Regions from separate parts of the Homo sapiens genome. Here region 1 is linked to region 2. Evidence: read pairs that join two places in POLR2A ChIA-PET (ENCODE). Cell type or tissue: MCF 10A. All regions are shown on one strand.

Region 1 (8,000 bases), 180 kb after region 2:
CAGCAGAGATCGTCACTATGCTAACTGCCAGGAATAGGAATCCACACACTTCCGCCCACTGCATCCTGGCCTGAAGTGCTACCAGTGTCTGTTGGAGACACGCTCACATGCAACAAGTAATGTGAAGTGGCTTTAGTATAATACAGACAGGCAGCAAGGGACAAAAGAAGCCTAGGATCCATTGTGAGGCAGTCCTCAAGGCTCAAGACAGCTGTCTGGGAAGGTTGGAGTCTTGACTGTACATGCCCCCCACACAACACAGCTGAGAGGCCCTGAAAGGCAATTCCTCCTGAGTTACATATCTCAGGGGTCATGTGATTCACTGGGCAAAGCTGAGAAGGGTATCCTGCTTCTAGAGGAGAGAGGAATAAAGCCTGGGCTGTCCCAGGCAGCTTCTCTCTAGCTCCAGATGTTACTTTTTCTAGGAGGGACAGAAACGAGGCTTGGGCTGTTTCAGGCAGTTACTGCCTATTTTGGGTTTGTTTGTTTGAGAAGGTGTCTTGCTCTGTTGCCTAAGCTGGAGTGCAATGGTATGATCTCAGCTCACTGCAACCTCCGCCTCCTGGGTTCAAGCTATTCTCCTGCCTCAGCCTCCCGAATAGCTGGGATTACAAGTGCCTGCCACCATACCTGGCTAATTTTTGTATTTTTAGTAGAAACAGGGTTTTACCATGTTGGCCAGGCTGGTCTCGAACTCCTGATCTCAAGTGATCTGCCTTCCTCGGCCTCCCAAAGTGCTAGGGTTACAGGCATGAACCACCATGCCAGGCCTATTTTGGGTATTACGTTTTCAGCATATTCTACAGTTTTTTTGAGAACTGCAAGCAAGAAAGGGGGTGAGAATTAGGTCAGTCCAAGGCCCCCTGGAGGACTGTCCTGCGGTCACCCCCCACCAACCCAGATATCCCTCTTAGCAAAGCTAGTGCATTTCGTACGTCCACAGACTTCCCCAGATCTGGAGGTAGAGGTTTGCCTTGTCAGGCCGATGTGACACCTTCACTGACACAATCTTGGTGCAACATCACTGAGTGAGCCAGAGTACATTTTATTAGGCCCAGGAGTATTATAACCACAAGCAGGGTGGCTGTACCTGCCTGAGCAGTGACCTACCCAAGGTTCCAGTGATCCAGATAAGAATTCATTAAAGAGGCCAAAGAAGGATTCTTCAGTTGTCCCCACTGTCTGCAGCAAGGTGGGGCTGCATTCGGATCTCCCCTACCTGTGTCTCCACAATAACTATCTATCTATCTATCTATCTATCTAGAGCAGGAAGTGTTGGCAATGACATTCCTCCTGACTGGTCTGAAAGGAAGCCTAGAAGAATTCTGTTGTCCAAAACAACTTTCTTGAATAAGTTGAAGGATATCTGCTGGGCTGCTATGGCAGGGGCGGGGGCAGGGGCAGGGTCAGTGGAAGAAACAATATCTTTCATGGTCAGGGACAGATTTTTTTTTTTTTTCAGCTCTGACTCCTATGTATGGTACCAAAGCTCTCATAAAGGACATAATTCCAGAGTCAGCTCCTCCTCCTAGCAGGTCCCTAGGTAGCCTGGTGTACAAGTTTAGGCTGCTGGCCCAACAGTTCATCTCACCCCAAGGAGTGCTGTCTAGGGGCAACTCCAGCAGGCCCAATGTATGGAATCCCCTCATCCATCAGCTTTTCAGGCATGACATTGCCCCTCCCATATTTGGGTCACCTCCAGCTGCCCTCAGAGAAAGATGTAGCCCTCGGGTGCACACAGCATCCATTCCCGTTTCATTGTTCAGTGACCTGTTCATAGTACGTAGGCATTGGCATGCACCAGCTAGGCCTCATTAATCACATAGTTGTATGAGCTGAGTTCTCCCATTCGATATTGCTCATGAAGCCCTACACAAAGGACTAGCATTTGTTCAGTCCTTGTTTTTGTCATCACTGCTGGGACATTTCTGATCCAAGTAGTCAAAGGACTATGTTGCGTCAAAGCAGCAGCCCACCAAGGTTTTGTTAGATGTGGTTGTGACACTTTGAGTCAGTTAAGTTGTAACAGGCACCTCTAGCCCCCTCTTAAGTGGCAAGTGCCAGATCCTCACTCAGTAACCAGGGCTTGGATTCTGTTAGTGTACGTTGTGGCTTTAGGAATGCTGGTGTACTTTACCATTGGCAGGATGAGAGGGTCTGTGTGGTCTGCAACAGAACAAAGTCTGGGATGGAGGATCCAGCACTTAGTCAGGCAACCTGCAGTGGTCACAGCTTGGGAATGCCTAATGAAAGTGTTATGCTCCAGGCTTCTACTGCCATGTCCTCATGGAAGAAGTAGATTGACAGGTTACTTCCCCTTCCCCTTCCCTGAGGTCCAGGTAGTTCCTGCCTAACAGATAGGGGTTGGGCTGAGGTGGTGTAGTGATCCAGTCTGTCCCAGTTCCCAAGCTACCACCTCTGTAGGCACCATTACCCTTGTTGCTTGACCCAGGCCTTGCAGCCTCAGTTATCTAGCCCATGTAGGGAAATTACGTTGGGTACAAATTTGACATCTGATAACACTACCCACCTGACTGGAAAGATCAGACATTCCCAGTGCCAGTAGAGGAACCCTAACACCTGGTACTCCTTGATTCTGTCTCCCACTCCTGTAGTATCCCATAGAAGGGAGGCAGCAGGGGAAGTATCACCTGAAGATTAGAGTTGGGGAGGCCCTGTTCAGGGTGCCAAAATGGCCTGAATCTCGAACTTACCTCCAGAATATGCACTCTTAAGGGAAAACAGAAGAAGAATGGTTGGGAATACTGAGATTAGGATTTTCCAGGCATAGCCTAATCAGGTGGTTGCCTGGTTCACCTCCATCTCCACCAAGCTCAGTGTTTTCCCAACATGTGCTGCAGTGCCATGTTTCTTTTGCATTGGAGTGTAGAATTTAGTGTCCATTCTGCTCTAGTCAGATGCAGGTATTCCACACCAGCAGGCTGTCTTGATGTCCTTTTTTCATTGCTGTCTGAGCCAGCTAGCGATTCCAGTGTTCAATAGCTCCATTGGCCTGCACATAACAGGGTGCATGGAAAGTCCATGATACTCCCTAAGAGTGTGCCCATCACGTTCCCTGGGCAGTGAAGGATGTTCCTTGGTCAGAGTAAAGTCCCATGAAGTGTCCAAAAATATGACATAATTTCCTCTCAAGGGGCTCTATGGTAGTCCCAGCATTCACATGAGTGACATATATGTCTCCCTTCCAAGCAGCAAGCTGCTGCCATAGTCCTATTCCCCATACAAGGAATCCATTAATAGTCCAGTCACTTAGTTGCCATTCCTCTGACTGAATGGCTAAGTTGTTGGCAACAGCCCATAAATTTGTGAAAATATAGCAAGATACGATGGTAGAGGTGGCCTGGATGGCCATCATCATTTCCTGTAGTTTGACCCATTGGGCAGAACATTCATGTTCAGTCTCAGTCAATATATGACCATCCCTTGGCCAGATGGCAGCCACAACCTCGTGGACCTGTCTTCTTGTTTTACAGCTCCGTCAGTAAACCTGCCATGCCATCAGTAGGCAAGTCTCTGAGTCTTGGGCCCTGGATGGCCTCAGAGGGAGCCAAGCCAGCCATTCTGGAGCATTCAGTATGGCTAGCTTTGCTCCTTCTGATAAGCCAGCCATTTGTTTATGGAGCATACTGGTCCCCTGGGGTCCTGGCTGGGCTCAATCTTGAATGTACCATTTATATTTGATAACTGATATCTGTCATGCACATCCAATTGTATAGTTGGGGTTTGTGAGCCCTCAAGTGGGAATGGCCACTTCAGGTTACAGTGTCACATGTGTCCTTCAGGCTGTAAGATGTTCAGTCCCCAAGAGTGCCCAATAGCAAGCAAGGGGTTGAATTCAGAACAGACGTATCTGGTGGCTGCCTCAGGCAACTTATGTGTTTATTTATTTATTTATTTATTTTTTGAGACAAAGTCTCGCTCTGTTGCCCAGGCCGGAGTGCAGTGGTGCGATCTCAGTTCACTGCAACCTCTGCCTCCTGGGTTCAAGTGATTCTCCTGCCTCAGCCTCCTGAGTAGCTGGGACTACAGGCACACACCACCACACCCGGCTAATTTTTGTATTTTTAGTAGAGACGGTGTTTCACCATGTTGGCCAGGATGGTCTCTATCTCCTGACCTCATGATTCATCCGCCTCGGCCTCCCAAAGTGCTGGGATTACAGGCGTGAGCCACCATGCCTGGCACAACTTATGTGTTTAAAATGAGAGGCTGGTATAACCCAATGGCAGTTTTCTGTTGGCACAGACTCCAGTCAGCAGGCATGGGGGTTGTGGACCTCTAACTCCATTAAGCTAGCAGGCTGTCAAGGTTTTAAAGTCAATGCCTGGGCCACAGCTTTTTGAATGGCTTCCAAGGCCTGCCATTGCAAAGGGCTCTTTGTTCAAAGTGGGGAATTTGTTGGTCACTTTGACTAAGGGGGCCAGAAGGACACTTAGGTAAGGTACATACTGTTGTCAGTATCCAAAGAGGTTGACCAGCTGTTGGGCCTCCTTTTTATTAGTGGATGCTATGAGGGTTAAACATTTTTGCTTGACTTTATCTGGGATACTTCTTTGGCTTCCAGCCCAGATGGCCTTGGCATTCAGCCTGGGACAGTCCATTGTGAGTCTCCATGCCCCAAAGGCATTTCTGACTGGCCAAATTGGGCAGTTACACTGTGAAAGCATAGCTTATAACATTTTTATCTGTAGCAAGTTTTGAATTAGCTAAGTAATGTCCTGTTCTCCATTTAATATGTAATACTGCTTTTTTTTTTTAGTAACCCAATGGGTCCTGAGTAGCTTAGGTGGCAGGCAGGAGTGCCTATACCCCACTGTTAATGGCTTGAACTCTTAGCTGTGAAAGGACATACCCCCTCAGGCAGTGGTGATATTTTGTTCCAGAAGCAGCCAAAATGTCAGTGCCTACAATACACTTAGTGATGGAATCATGATCACTGGCACCTGAAATGGCCCAAAGGGCCCCACCCACAAGCAGATAAGCACCACAAGCAAATAGGTACCATGAGCTACCATATTCATTTCCAAACTTCCTGATGTCATCAGTTTAACTTTTTTTCCCCTAAGGGGACCTGGAAATATTGTAATGTGGGCCCCAGGGCACAAGAACCCCAGAAAAGTCTGAATCCTTCTCCTTCCCCCTTTTATCCTGACAGGAGTATGGAGCCATTGGTACTCAGTGGGGACCCAGAGACCTTGGCTCCATTTCTAACTGCACCATTCAGCCTGAGACATTTGGGTCTGCAGTGTCCTTTATCAAACACACCGCCCAGGCTGCGTAAGACTTCCCTGGCCTTCCTCCATATCCATCCTTTAGATAGGCGGTCTCCCCATCTGTGAAGACCCACCCTGTGTGTGTTGGTTCCCTCTCAGATGTTCCAGGGACTGTCTGAGGACCTCTTTCCCATTCTCTCTCAAGTGCCTCAGGGTCCATCAGAATACCCACTTCCCAAGCTCTCTGGCCTGGGAATGAGCGATTACGTAAGTGCCCAACACCCAGGGAATTGTACACTGCTCTATCCTGTTTCTACATTCCATACCCTCTCCTCGGTCTATGCAGCCAGCTCACTCCCATCTGCAGGGGAGGTGGGGAGACTATGTTTCGCTTATCATCCTTCCCTCCCCATGACTCATCCAGCTGCATGTCCCGTCAGTTCCTGAATGCCCAGGCTGACATCTCTGCCTTGGGTCAGATACAGGGGGATATCACCGTCCCACTTCACCAGAAAGCCATGGTTCTGTCAGATCAGACCCTGCTCATAGCATCAATTTTGTGAGGCAGGTTCACTAATAACCAATCCCAAGAGAAGACTCCCACTACAAGCAGGACAGCAGAGATCGACACTATGCCAATCGACAGAAATAGGAGCCCACACACTTCTGCCCACTACATCCTGGCCTGAAGGTCTACCAATGTCTGCTGGAGATACACTCACATGCAACAAATTTTGTGAGGTGGGATTATTACTTACAGGCAAGCAGCAAGGGAAAAAAGAAGCCTAGGATCCATTGTGAGGCAGCCCTCAAGGCTCAAGGAAGCTTCCTGGGCAGGATTGAGTGTTGCCCGTACATGCCCCATGTGCACCACAAGTGAGGGGCCCCAAAAGGCAGCCCACTATGAGTTATATACCTCAGGGGTCATGTGACTCACTGGACAAAGCTGGGAAGGGCATCCTGCTTCCAGGGGAGAGAGGTACAAAGCCTGGGCTGTCCCTGGCACCTCCTCTCTAACTCCAGATGTTACATTCCCTAGGAGGGACAGGAACAAGGAGGCCCAGTCTATTTCAAGCGGTTCCTTCCTTTCTCAGGATATTGTATTCCCAGCACATTTTACAGTTTTTCTTGAGAATAACAAGCAAGAAAGAGAGGAGAACTGGGTTTGTCCAAGGCCACTTGGAATATATTGTCCTGCGCTAACATCCTAGAGGTGCCATTAAAAGTGGAAAGTTAGTTCTGCTACCCCGAACCATACTACAGCTCCCCATCCTTAACATCTCCTAGATTTAAAACCATCCCCTAGAAGATAATATGGAGGTAAAAAGAGAAAGGGCACTGATGGAGTCGTGTGTACCCAGCCACGGAAATGAGTGATGTGACTTTTGTTCTCACCTCCTCCAAGTGAGGGGTCTCCAAGAGAATCACTCATAGAAATTGGTGGGCTGGCAAGAAGAGACTGTTATCTCAATCTCTGGTTGGATATCTGCTGATGAGCTTGTTGATCTGTACTCTGTGATCACTAGAGCAGGGAGAGAAGGATGACAGGGAAAGAGCTATCACTCTTACCACTTGGTTTAGCAAGGATGTGTGAGTCAAATGAACAGTGTGGAAATCGGTGTGAGTTTACTGTGAGTTAAATGAACAGTGTGAAACTCAACAGGGTGTGGGCCATCTTGCCGGTTCTCCTTCCAAGAGAATTGGCTGCCAAGCCAGGGAACCTAGTTATACCACCAAGAGCAGGGCTGAGGGGTTGTGGGAAGTAGTTATGAGGCAGGAGAATAGGGTCTGAAGGCAAGGAACCTAAGGCGGTTTCATGCCGACTTCCTTAGAACTAAATTGAAAGGAAAGCCTTAACTTTCCACGCCTAAGTAACAAAAGGACCAGAAGCTGCTCCCTTTAAAAACTCCTACCTTTTCTGCAGGGCAGATGGGAAACTGAAAGTACCTCTGATTGGTTGCTTTTTGCAATCAATCAGATGTTTGCATAGGAGTGTAACTTTGTAACTTCACTTCAGCCTCTGATTGGTTGTTTTCCACAACCAATCAGACTGATTGTGGGCCACCACTTCATTTACATGGGGTGAACACCAAGTGGCCGATGGGAAACCTCTAGGGGGTATTTGGACCCAAGAAAATGCTGCATCAGAGCCCTTGAGCCTCTGCTCAGCCTGCTCCCACACTGTGGAGTGTACTTCCACTTTCAATAAATCTCTGCTTTTGTTCCTTCTTTCCTTGCTTTGCTGTGCGTTTTGTCCAATCCTTTGTTGAAAACGCCAAAAATCTGGACAACTTGCAGTCAAGACCCTCTACCAGTAACAGTTTTAAGCTGCAGCAGATCTCCCATCAAGGAATTGTGTACTGGGGAGAGCTCCCAGGGAACTAACCCATGTGCCTATTAAGAACTAGCATTTGGGTACCTTCCAAATGGAAGGTATTCGTGACCAATCAGCCTTCAACTGAGAGGTGGAGAGAACCAACAGACAATTGCAATTAAATGCCCAGTTAGGCAAAATGACTTTTGGCCCTCACTTCCCAGCCCTCCCTGATTTTTCCTCAGGGTCCCAACACAATAAGTATTTTTGGGAAAGGCAGACTTCTATTAAAGGACAGAATACACCACTTCCCCAAACCAAGCTCCACTGCTCAAGTCTGGCTGGTGCTGAGGGGAAGGAAGGAAGTTTTGCAAATCTCACTGCAAAACTTGAAATGAGATGTAAGATTTTAAGTGGACTGCATTAGACTGGACTTCTAATAATTAAGTAAA
Region 2 (8,000 bases):
ACTTTAGGAAGGATTTCCTGGTGGGCAAGACAGTAAATTATCTCCTGTGTCTTCCCATTGGAGATCTAAAAACTCCAATGGGAAGAGGAAGCCATCTTGCTAAATCTTTCTACCATCTGGGCAACAATTGGTATTGATACAAAGGTAGAAGACCTTATTTAACTGGACTAAACCTCAAGAAGTCAAGCTAATCTCCTTAAACTAGAGGTCTGGGAAACACATTTGGAATCTGTAGGGTCTTCCTGGAAGGTTATGGGCAAGTCAGGTGTGGCTTGGGATGGATCTTCAATAAGAGGGTGGGGCTTGGTGCTTGCACCTGGATTTCCTTTCCCCCTTAACTTGACTCCTCTCTGGTGAGCAGGCCCAAATGCACTCCTCCTCCATCCCAACATAAGTGCCTCTCTCCACTTATGGTATCAGTTAGACTCTTGAGGAACCTTAGAGATGTGATCACCTGCTTCCACTGTCTTTGGGGCCTGGGGAACATGTGGGACAGAGAAGAGAGGCCATGGTGTGATGCTGAGGAAGTCAGCCTGACAGCCATCTTCATGAGCATCCTCCTATTATCACCATCATCAACAACAGCCCATGTTCATTTAACTCACTGTGGGAAAGGCTCTGGGCTAACTTTCATGGGACCATGTTCACTGGGGTCTGAGTCCTGGTGCTGAAGGAGCACCTAGTCTAGCCAGGGGAGCCGGCTAATCAATGGCATGTGTAATGTGCTTCATGTGTGCATGGTACTTTGCAAGTTTTCAAGAACTTCATGGAGGTCGTGAACGTAGCTGAAGTAGTGTAAGAAGGCTTCATGCAGAGATGGGCTTTGAGCTGAAAGCTGAATATTAAGTAGCAGTTAGACAAAAGAAGAGAAGGGCAGGCAGGCAGGAGGAGTGCCACGAGCAAATTCTTGGGGAGCGGGGGAGATATGTGAGATATCAGCCCCCGTGGCGCTGCTGAGATAAGTAATGAGTGATAAGACTGGGAAGGAATGGGGACAGTTCCTGGAGGATCTTGAATGTCAGGCTGGGGCATTCAGATTTCCCCACTAGGCCCCGGAGAGCTAGTGAAGCTGGAGTCTGTCCTCGCTCTGCCTGGAGCTAAGACCTAGCATTTTCAGACCATTCTCTTAATACCTATTTCCTTCCCTCACTGTCTCCCCAAAGGTTAGACTGGGGACTAAAATCCTCCTGTGCTGTAACATCAAGCTGACTTAGAGCAGACGGCCTTTCTACTGGGGCCTGCATCCAGAGGCCTCCACTTCCCCTCCCCTCCCCGGCCTTCACATTCCAATTCCCCGGCTGCGAACTCATGTGAGATCATAAGTCACAGTACCATAAACCACTCCAGAGTGTGTAATAAGTGAATTATTTACCAATGACCCTGGCTAAATGTTCACAGGGATAAATGATTAAGCCGCAGATCTGTCAAAAAGTTCCCATAAATAAGTAATTCTGTGCCGCCTTAATGGGCTTTGTAAATTACTCATTCATGCCACTGCTGGATCACTCTCTGGGGTAAATTCCTCACACCTGCTGATTTACTGCTGAGGTCTGCACACGGTGATACAAATTCTGCTAGCCAGCTGGGCAGACACCCCAGGTGCCAACCCACCTGGCTGAGCCCCCAGGGATGAGGATACCAGAAACAAAAAGTCTCCCGCGTCATCTGACAAAAATGTGGGGTCCAAGGTGGGCTGACCTTCTGGGCCACTTGGAGTTTGTCCTGCAGGGCAACACTGCAGTGTCAGAATCCTTCTCCTACAGGCATCCATTCAGTGAGCATGTACTTAGCATGTCCTGTGTCCTAGGCTCTGTGTTAGATGCTTAGACCCCAAAGACACAGAAGTGTGCTCCAATGGGCTTGGTCACGGGAATGAAAGAAGACTGGACATACAGTGTAACTGATGCCATAGCAGAGTGCTACTTGAGCCCACTGGGGGAATATCCAGGACAGCTGGAGAAATTGAGGAGATGGCAAAATATGGGGTTTGAGTTTCACTTTGTGCTAAAAAAGCCTCACTCCAATTCAGTCAAGATGGGCTGAGCCCTGTTGCTATGATAGTGAACAGCCCTACAATTTCAGTGGCTTACAACCACAAAGGTTTATTTCTCATTATGCAATCTGGAGGGTCAGTTGAGGGCTCTGTTCAACCCCATCATCATCCTCCCCCTAGGACCTGGGCTGATAGCACAACATCACCTAGGTTATTGCCAGTCGCTGTGACCAAGGGAAAAGAGAACATGGCAGAGCATAACTTGGTTCCTAAAACTTCTGGCCAGAAGTGACACTTCCACTCACATTTTATTGGCCAGACAAAGTCCCATAGTCATGCTTTAACTCAACTGAGACAGAAAATTCTAACCTGGGGAAAGAGAGAAAAAAAAAAGGATTTGTGAACAATCTTAATGACTACTCCACATGCAAATTCTGGTCCTGTGAATCTAGGAACTGCTGTGGACTGAATGCATGCATTCCCCAAAACTTTATTTGCTGAAGCCCTAATCCCCAATGTAATGGTATTTAGAGGTGGTGCCTTTGGGAGGTGATTAGGTCATAAGGGTGCATCCCTCATGAATGGGATTAGTGCCCTAAAATACACAAAAGAGATTCTCTCTCTCTCTCTCTCTCCACCATGTGAGGACACAGCAAGAGATCCAGCAAGAAGCTCAGAACCCATCTGCTGAAGCACAGAAGAGGGGTTCAGGACCCATCTGTTGAAGCTCAGAGAGTGGCTCAGGACCCCATCTGCTGAAGCTTAGAGAGCGGCTCAGGACCCCATCTTCTGAAGCTCAGAGAGGGGCTCAGGACCCCATCTGCTGAAGCTCAGAGAGGGGCTCAGGATCCCATCTTCTGAAGCTCAGAAGAGCGGCTCAGGACCCCATCTTCTGAAGCTCAGAAGAGCGGCTCAGGACACCATCTTCTGAAGCTCAGAGAGCGGCTCAGGACCCCATCTGCTGAAGCTCAGAGAGCGGCTCAGGACCCCATCTTCTGAAGCTCAGAAGAGCGGCTCAGGACCCCATCTGCTGGCACCCTGATTTTGGACTTTCAGTATCCAAAACTGTGAGAGATACATTTCTGATTTTTAAGCCATCCTGTCTATGGTATTTGTCATAGCAACCCAATCTAACCAAGAATCTAGTGTATATCTGTGGGCAGGTTCCTAAACTTATCTTTCGTTTTCTTCAGCTATGGAACGGGGTAAGAATAATAAGAACAACCTCTTAGAGGATTAAATGTGGTAATCTGTGTAATGCACTGAGCACCATGTCTGGCACATAGTAAGTGCTCAATCGCTCTGTTGGCCTTTGTTATTACCATTATTATTATCATTAGGTGTGACAGCAGCAGTAGTATCCTGTAGAAGTGGACCTCTGAAGTTGAGTATTGAAGAGCAGGTCACACCCACAAACACGTATGCACACTCACCTTTACTGGTTAACCTGGTCTGAGGTAACAACATCCTCTCCAATATCCCCTCTCCATCACCACCACCGACATCTTTAGTCAGAAGCAGGTGGCAGTGATGGACATTGCAGCAGGCCTGAGCTGCCACCATCTTCTCTCTTCTCTACACACATGGAGCGTTTGCCTCGCTCAGGTCACTCACCCACCTCAGGCCTCAGTTACTTCACTACAAAACCGGAGCAATAATACTATTTAATGACCCGAGAGCTGGGCCAGAGAGTCCTTCAACTTCCCCTTCCGTGCCAACGCCTTTGATTCTTTTCTCCAACTGTCATCACCCCCACTCCTTGTAGCCTTCCTGGACCATATCCCTGAACTGGTCCTACATGACTCATGGCCTGGGTTCCAGGTGGCCTGGAAAGAAGGGGAGGAGCTTCAGATGTGGCCTGAGTTTCCTCTGCCTCCCCAGAGGCCAAACAGACATCTGTTCCTGTGGCTGTCACGTCAGCACAAAATGTGTGCCAAGGGAACAGCAGGAAGAAGAGTGTGTAAATCGGCTGGTTTTCTGTGTGTGTTTCAAACTGCCTTGTAGAGGCACAGAGCCATTGTTGGGAGGAGATCCCTGAACGGTTGTTGACCACTGAGGCGCCCACCCTCCTTCATCAGCTTGCACAGGGGACTGTGAGGCTTAATAAGCTGATTGTCATTTAGATTATCAAGGGTACAATTCTGGGCCCACAGGTCACAGCTCTGCCTGCTCTGCCTGAGCAAGCCTGAGGAGGCTGGGAAGCTTTATGTTCCACTCTAGAAAAGAAGACATGATTTCCCATCTTTCATAATCAAACCAACTCATACTTATTCACAGCTTGGCAGGCTTTCAGCACTGTGTGAGCATCAGTCAACTCTTCATTCGATTCATTCCCTGGCAAGCCTCTGCCATGAGCAAGAGGCAGGTCCTAAGACATGTTTACTGTGCAGTCTGTGCCTTCTAGAATCGTACAGACTATTAGGGGAGATAAGACAGAGGTGCTGCAAAAAGATTGTGTAAAACAACAGGTATTGAATGTGGTGAGGGTCAATTGAAAAACAACAGCTCTCTGATGACAATCAGCAGACAAAGAAAAGACTTGTTACATCAGAAGCTTTCCTTACCCACTTTCCAGCCTGGTGGATGTGGTCTTAGCCTTGGATATGGCAGATGCTTTAGAAAGAGGTCAGGGTTCTGACCACTGAATCAGGGTGAACTGGACAGCTATGGAGGTGAGAAGAGTGCAGTAGGAGAGAGTAAGGATGATACTCACCGTGTAGGTCTGTGAGCCAGTTCGACTGTTTCTAGCACATTTATAGAAGCAAGGAGAGCTGGCCTGGTGGGACAGAGCATAAAGATGGGGAAACTGTGAGGCTTTTTGCTCCTCTCTTGTAAGATTTCTGATATTAAAATCAAAACAAATATTCATTGCAAACCTATTTATATGTGTCATGCACTGGGTTAGGGACTTTCATTCTGTTATTTAATTTTCTCCTCACCGCAGCCCTTTGGATATGTTTTACAATTCCTACTTCCCAGATTATTAAATTGAGGCTCAAAGAAGGAAATGATTCATACACTGGTTAAGTGTTGAGCCAGAATATACAGCCAGGTCTTCTAAAACCTGCCTCCAAATTTCCTCCCCTTGACCATCCTCCACTAGGTGGCCATAGTGAGCCACTTGAAACACCAAATCCCATCATATTGTTCCTTAGCCTACAATCCTGCAGTGGCTCCTGGTGTTGCCAGGACAAAGTCAAAACCCTGGGTATGGCATACAAGACCTTCTACATCCAGCTAATTACATTTTCAATCTCATATTCCATCTAATCCCTGCCTCACTGTCTGCACCCAATGATAAGAAATGCTATCATTTATTGAGCATCTACGATGTGCCAGACACTGTCCCAAGCACTTCACGTGAATTGATTTGTTTCCTTCTCATGACAACCCTATGAGGCAGACACTATGATATTCCCCACTTTATGACTGGGGAAACTGATTCACCTAGTGGTTTAGTAATGTGCCCAAGGTCACATATCTTGCAGAGAGTCTGGGAGTCACACCCAGGCAGTTCAGCTCTTGAAAAGAAATGCTGCTCTCTTTGTGATTTCCACACACAACAAGCTGTTTCAAGCTTCCATGATTTGATTTATATTCTCCCTTCTACTTGAAATACCATTCCCTTCTTTCTTCCCCTGGATAAAAATCACTTATCTTTCAAGACTTGGTTTAGGACTTATCTTTTCAAAGTATTTCTGTTAGTCCATTTCACATGGCTGTAAAGGAATGCCTGAGGCTGGGTAATATATAAAGAAAAGAGGCATATTTTGATTCATGGTTCTGCAGGCTGTATAAGAAGCATGTTACTGGCATCTGCTCCTGGTAAGACCCCAGGAACCTTCCAATCATGGTGGAAAGTAAAGGGGAAGTCAGTGTATCACATGGCAAGAGAAGGAGCAAGAGAGAGAGGGGAGATAGTGCCAGGCTTTTTTAAACAACCAGGTCTCATGTGAACTCACAGAGTGAGAACTCACTCATTGCCACAAGGACAGTATCATGCCATTGATGAAGGATCTGCCTTCATGACTGAAACACCTCCCACCAGGCCCACCTTCAACATTATAGGTCACATTTCACCATGAGATTTGGAGGGGACAGAACATCCAAATCATATCTTTCAGACCCTGGCTCCCTAAATTTCATGGTTTTCTCACATTGCAAAATACAACCATCTTTTCCCAATAGTCCCCAAAAGTCTTAGCTCATTCTAGCATCCACTCAATCAAAAGTCCAAAGTCTCATCTGAGACTCAAGGCAGGTTCCTTCTATTTATGAGTCTGTAAAACCAAAAACAACCTATTTACTTCCAAGATACAATGGTGATACCAGTATTGGGTAAACATTCCACTCTGAAAGGGAGATACCAGCCAAAAGAAAGGGACAACAGGCACCATGGAGTCTGAAACCCAGCAGGGCAATCCTTACCTCTTAAAGCTCCAAAACAATCTTTGACTCCATGTCCTGCATCCTGTGCACATTGATGCAAGAAGTGGGCTCTCAAGGCCTTGGACAGCTCCACCCCTGTGGTTTTACAGGGTGCAGCCCCTGTGGCTGCTCTCACAGGTTGGAGTTAAGTGTCTGTGGCTTTTTCAGATTCAGGGTGCATGCTGCCAGTGGCTCTCCCATTCATGGGTCTAGAGGACAGCGGCCTCCTTCCCACAGCTCCACTAGCCAGTGCCCTAATGCAAACTCTGTGTGGGGGCTCCAATCCCACATTTCCCCTTGGCACTGTCCTAGTAAAGTCTCTCTGTGGGGGTTCTGTCCCTGTGACAGGCTTCTGCCTGGGCACACAGGCTTTCTAATACATCCTCTGGAATCTAGGCGGGAGCTGGCAAAACTCCTTCATTCTTGCATTTTGCACACCTGCAGGCTTAACACCATGTGGAAGCTACCAAGTCTTATAGTGACACCCTCCAAAGCAGCAGCCTGAGCTGCATCTTGGCCCCTTTGAGCCAAGGCTGCAGCTTGAGTGACTAGGATGTGGGGAGCTGTATCCTCAGGCTACACAGAGTAGCAGGGCCCTGCACCTGGTGTCCAAAACCATTCTTTCCTCCTAGGCCTCTTGGCCTGTGATGGGAGGGCCTGCCTTAAAGATTTCAGAAATGCCTTTGAGACCTTTTTCCCATTGTCTTGGATATTAGCACTTGATTCCCTTTTAGTCATGCTAATCCCTCTAGCAAGTGCTTGCTCCACAGCCAGCTTGTGTTCCTCTTCTGAAAATGCTCTTTCCTTCTCTACCATCCAGGGTTGTAAGTTTGCAGAAGTTTTATGCTCTGCTTCCCTTTTAATTATAACTTCTAATTTTAAGTCATTATTTTGTTCTCACATCTGATAATAGGCTGTTAGAAGCAGCCATGTGCATCTTGAATGCTTTGCTGCTTAGAAATTCTGCCAGATACCCTAGGTCATCAGTCTTAAGTTCAACCTTCCCTAGCTCCTGGGCCCAGACACAATGCAGCCAAGTTCTTTAAGGCATAACAAGGATGACCTTTGTTCTAATTCTCAATAAATTCCTTATCCCCATGAGACCTCATCAGCCTGGCCTTCACTGGCCATATTTCTATCAGCATTTTGGTCAAAACCACTTAACAAATCTCTAAGAAGTTCCAAATCCCTCTCATCTTCCTGTCTTCTTCTTAGCCCTCAAGCTCTTCCAACCTCTGCCTGTTACCCAGTTCCAAAACTGCTTCCACATTTTCAGGTATCTTTATAGCAATGTCCTACTTTTTGGTACCAATTTTTTTGTTAGTCCATTTTCCATTGCTATGAAGAAATACCTGAGGCTGGGTAATTCATAAAGAAAAGAGGTGTCTTTTGGCTCACAGTTCTGTAGGCTGTATAAGAAACATGGTGGCAGCAACTGCTCCTGGTAAGGCCTCGAGAATCTTCCAATCATGGTGGAAGGCAAAGTGGGAGCCAGTGTATCACATGGCAAGAAAGGGAGCAAGATAGAAGGGAGGAGGTGCCGGGTTCTTTGAAACAACCAGATGTCAGGTAAACTAAT

What was found. Peaks named below come from ENCODE experiments on the same cell type or tissue, not always from the same donor. Only the 100,000 strongest peaks of a DNase experiment are listed, where the experiment ranks them.
Region 1: POLR2A ChIA-PET joins it to region 2 with 6 read pairs; 1 of 35 experiments calls an interaction of 5 or more read pairs at or near these places.

Annotation. Positions count from the first base shown.
Region 1 is chr1:158,140,775-158,148,774 of GRCh38, forward strand. It overlaps LOC105371460 (a long non-coding RNA gene), which reads left to right. Exons shown (of 5, transcript XR_922187.3): 1 at 1-223. Among named protein-coding and RNA genes, the nearest start is that of LINC01704, 4.1 kb to the left of the region's middle. In MCF 10A, no CTCF peak of the experiment used is centred here; DNase peaks (open chromatin) are centred at 4,627, 5,587 and 6,117.
Region 2 is chr1:157,964,849-157,972,848 of GRCh38, forward strand. No RefSeq gene overlaps it. Among named protein-coding and RNA genes, the nearest start is that of KIRREL1, 25 kb to the right of the region's middle. In MCF 10A, a CTCF peak has its summit at 5,118 (motif pointing right); DNase peaks (open chromatin) are centred at 3,833, 4,283 and 5,073.